Linked DNA regions of Homo sapiens: region 1 is linked to region 2. A link is an interaction called in ENCODE POLR2A ChIA-PET data of the cell type or tissue named here. Cell type or tissue: PC-9. All regions are shown on one strand.

Region 1 (2,500 bases), 84 kb after region 2:
TCACTGATCCACCAGCTATATTCTAGGGTATCTATATCTATATCTATATATATGTATATATATATCTCATTTATTCAATAATAATTCATTGAGCACTGGCTAAGTTTGACTCTATAAATACAAAGTCATATAAGATAAAGCTCTTGATATATATCCTAGATATATATATCTAGGATATATATATATATATCTTGGAGATATATATATCTAGGAGATATATATATATATCTTGGAGATATATATATCTAGGAGATATATATATATATCTTGGAGATATATATATCTAGGAGATATATATATATATCTTGGAGATATATATATCTAGGAGATATATATATATCTAGGATATATATATATCTAGGACATATATCTAGGATATATCTAGGATATATATATATATCTAGGATATATCTATATCTAGGATATATATATATATCTAGGATATATCTATATCTAGGATATATCTATATCTAGGATATATATATATATATCTAGGATATATCTATATCTAGGATATATATATATCTAGGATATATATATATATCTAGGATATATCAAGAGCTTTATCTTATATGACTTTGTATTTATAAAGTCAAACTTAGCCAGTGCTCAATGAATCATTATTGAATAAATGAGTAACCAGATAAATTTAAAAAAGGATACCTTTGCTTCTTTGAGGCTGATTGCCTTGGTTTGTTCAAGTCATTCAATTACTTATCAATTCATCCACTAAACAAGCTTCCCTAAAACATGTGCTCTATTGAAGATGTGAGGGTTACAAAGAAATAAATGAATTGTGTCTGCTCTTAAAAGAGCAGACTTTAAATGAAACATGTAACGTTATCGAGTTGTAAAATACATGGAGTGACATCTTTATAGCTTATTTAAGTGGGGAGATGGGCGCTTCAATGTGTCCCTCTTAACCTTGTCCACAATTAAAGTATAGGACCTCTCCTGAGCTGAGCATTAACCAGGACTGAAGGATGTGAAACCTTTAGATTCTGGGAAGACACCAATGACAACACCTACAGAGAACTTCCCTCCTGTATGTTGGAGGAAAGTCTGGAGGCAGTTGTAGAGTCATGAGCTAAGGATGTGGGTACAGCTGGTTTGCAGAGATTTGTGAATTCCCAGTGGATCGTGATGTAGCTTCTCAGTTGAGTGTTCCTGAAATGACAGTGGGTCTTTCTGGTCCCCCATAGGTGGCAGGAGGGCTTAGCAGATACATTGAGCTACTTTTAGCCCTGATTCTAAGATAATGCAACGCTTTAGCAGGTGAAAAAACAAATGAACAAAGAGATTTCCTTTGGGTGCCAATCCAAGGAAGTTCTATTTTGGCATCTGGCAAAACTTTAATCCATTCAGCCAGAGATTACTGTCCCTTCCTTCATTTTTAAGATTTTTGTCACCCAAGGTATCTCAGCAGCTGGAATTTAACCCTCAGTGAATAAACAAAAAGAAAAAGGACAATCCACCTAATGCTTCCAGCACTCAAAGTGAAGAGAGTCAAGAAAACACACAAAGTAAGTGGCTTCTAACAAAATGCAGCTACTAGAAAAGTCCGCCCACAACTTTCCTCAGCAGAGTTCTCTTGTCTTGTGCAAGAAATGGGTTACGGACTATGGAAAAAAGGGTTGGGGAAGCCTGAAGATTTCAGCTTTCACCAAACTGTCTGAAATTGCAGTTAGTGATTATGAGTCAATCTTTCAGATTTAGATAACAACAAAGAATAACAAAGACTTCCTGGAATTGATCATGTAAGTACAACTCGAGATTTCTAATCAAATCAACCAATTATCATAAATACAGTATTAGTTAACATCCTAGATGTTTGTGTGTGTGTGTGTGTGTGAAGAGATAAAGTATGATGTTATTTAAGTTTTGCAGACAGATTTTGAACTTGAACAAAAATAGCACCCATCTCCAATAAACAAAATTATAAAAGTAAGGAAATTCAGGCATAGCACATGTACGTGTATGCACGTGTGAACACACACACACAGATTTGCTGGACCTACAAAAATGGACCATGATTTACAACAATGAAACAAACAAAAATAAATTGAAGAAATAGATGAATGGAACCAATGAAATAAAGATCGGGAAGATCTTGGATAAGAGACCGAGCAGACTTTCCATATGAATAACAAGAGTGCCAGAAAAAGAAAAAATTAACAGTTGAAGAAGACAAAGTTACTAAATAGTAGAAAAAAATGTAACTGAACAGAAGACTCAAGTATTACAATTAAAATGCTTCACTAAATTCCAGGCAAGATAGATAAAAAACATATTATTCTACTGTGAAAAGAAGACCACTATCTCAGAATTTGAAAAATAAGGCTTTATTACTTACAAGAACTGCCTTGCAGGAAGGCAGGAGAGAGTGTTTACAAGCCAGGGAGTGATGATGATCATGAGCCAGTTCCCTGGCACATCAAAATGATAGACTTACTTATATTCCTGAGTATACCCAAGACCCTCCAAGATTTGCTTTATGATC
Region 2 (2,500 bases):
GCTCCCTCCTGCTAGAGACAGATTGAATAGACTGTGGATAAGGCCCAGGGAATTACACTTTTCTTTTTTTTTTTTTCTTTCTTTTTTTTTTTTTTTTAACTTTAAGTTCTGGGATGCATGTGCTGAATGTGCAGATTTGTTACATAAGTATACATGTGCCATGGTGGTTTGCTGCACCTATCAACCCATCATCTAGGTTTTAAGCCCTACATGCATTAGGTATTTGTCCTAATGCTCTCCCTCCCCTTTCCTCTCACCCCCTGGAAACTACACTTTTCATAGTCACCTGGATGACTCCTAAGGAAATTTAGGTAATTTCTAGATTATTTCTAAATAAATTTGAGTTCTAAAGTATTTTAAATAGCAGAAGGGTATGGACTAGGTGGCACTGCAGTTAAGAACATAATCTAGTTAAAATAATAAAACTGAGGTTTAGATCTTGTTATAAATGCAGTGAAATTGCCTTTAAGAGCTGAATTTCTTGAGCAAGGAGACTGCCCTATGCCTGGTTTTCAAATGTGAGTGGCATGCAAATCACCCATGAGATACATAACAAATAAGAATTTGTGAACACAGAGACTTGCATTTTTACCAAAGACCCTATTTAATCCTTATGTACATTAAAATTTGAACAAAAGTGATCTAGAAGGAGTCCTCTAATGCACTATACTGTGTGAATTAAATCTGGCCATCTTGCCTTATTGATCATGCTTAAACTGTATGTGGTAACGAAAATATGAATAAGAATTTGGAATCATTTGGCTAAAAAATAAAATGTACCAAATTGACAATCCAACCCAAATTTTCCCAAGATCAATGCTGACACTGAAGTGAATTAATGGAATGAAATGGTAGGCTACTTTGCTTTAATAATATGTCCAAATAATTATTTTTCCAGAGATAATGAAAAAAATTTCAGTGACCTTTACAGGATAATAAAAGGTGTTAGAGAATTAAAATATTAAAGAAAATACAGTTTCATTTATTTAAACTTCCTCCATTTTTTGGAGTTTTTGGCTATGGATTTTGTAACCTCAGCTTAGTTTTTAAGTGATTAAATATCCTTCCAAAGTTCCTTCATAAGTTCTCATCTCATTCCCCCAGCACATTGATATCCTTCTAGCCACACCCCCTCAACTCAACATTCACCCTTTGAATAAATAGCTATTGGAAGAGTTTGTATTTAACCAGTGTCAAATATTTCAGTTGGTTCCAAATCCTATACAAATAAGTTATGTTTTTTCTTTCTGAATCTGAATATTGAAAGGGTTTTTGCCTTTTAAGATGCTGAGCATTCCAATCATATTTAGGTTACATTCTTGAGTAAGAATGTATAGTTTCCTCATGTGAAACTTATTAATAAACATTACTCTGTATATGCAAGATGAGCAGCCACATAATTTAATGATTAACAGAACAAACATGACCCTTCCAGGTTACTTTAGATCTTGAATTTTCACTAAGGGTGATCCATGTTACACAATAATATAAGCCGAACCCAATTTGGAAAGACTCCTTCTATGAGGATATGTGAATGAGGTCCAGATTGGGTAATATAGAAGAAAGTTGTACAATTCTAGGCATTGAAGAAAATGAGTGATTTAGATTACAATAGTGATAAAGTCAGGTGCAGTAGCAAGCTTGTAGTCCCATCTACTCGGAAAGCAGAGGCAGTAGGTTCATTTGAGCCCAGGAGTTCAAGGCCAGCAAGGTCCCCTTTCTTTAAAAAAGTTGTTTTTAATTAAACAAAAAAGTGATAAGGGAGGTAAATGTAGGTTCCAATGTCCTTATAAACAAAACAAAGCAAAACAAAGTCCATTGAAATCTAACACATGCTAGCTACAAAGTGCACACAATTTAATTATGAAATTTAATTAATGAATTTTCATAAAGCAAATGCCTACATAACATCCACTACTACAGAGAAAGAAAATTACTTTTGACGTCACTCCTTCCCACCTGCAATGCCCCTTTCCAACCGCTACCTCTCCCTGTTCCCTAAAAGTGACCACTATCCTGACTTCCAAAGCCATAATTTAGTTGTGCCTGTTTTGAATGTAACATAAATTGGATCACACAGTAAGTATCTTTTTCGTATCTAACTTCTTTTGCTCAACATTATGTTTGTGAAATTAATTTCATTGCTGTTTTGTAATCTACAGTACCAATGTGCGACAATGTACTTATTCATTTCACTGTTGATGAACATGAATGGTGGTAAAAAGGATTCCTATAGTTCAGCAGTCTTTGTTACCACCAACTTTGTCCAGCTTCTACAAGCATACATGTGACATATGCAAGCTATTTTGTAGGACAGTCATCTTTCTTAGTAGATAAAAATATGTGGCTGCATATGGTGGCTCATGCCTGTAATTTCAATACTTTGGAAGGCCAAGGTGGGAGGATCACTTGAACCCAGGAGTTCGAGACCTGCCTGGGCAACATAATGAGACCGCATCTCTACAAAAAAAATTTTTTTAATTATCCAGGTGTGGTGGTG

What was found. Peaks named below come from ENCODE experiments on the same cell type or tissue, not always from the same donor. Only the 100,000 strongest peaks of a DNase experiment are listed, where the experiment ranks them.
Region 1: POLR2A ChIA-PET joins it to region 2 with 5 read pairs; 2 of 35 experiments call an interaction of 5 or more read pairs at or near these places.

Annotation. Positions count from the first base shown.
Region 1 is chr6:49,595,906-49,598,405 of GRCh38, forward strand. No RefSeq gene overlaps it. Among named protein-coding and RNA genes, the nearest start is that of RHAG, 40 kb to the right of the region's middle. RefSeq lists a silencer at 2,337-2,500. In PC-9, no CTCF peak of the experiment used is centred here; no DNase peak of the experiment used is centred here.
Region 2 is chr6:49,512,204-49,514,703 of GRCh38, forward strand. The region is part of intron 2 of GLYATL3 (glycine-N-acyltransferase like 3); the gene reads left to right. Among named protein-coding and RNA genes, the nearest start is that of GLYATL3, 14 kb to the left of the region's middle. In PC-9, no CTCF peak of the experiment used is centred here; a DNase peak (open chromatin) is centred at 1,378.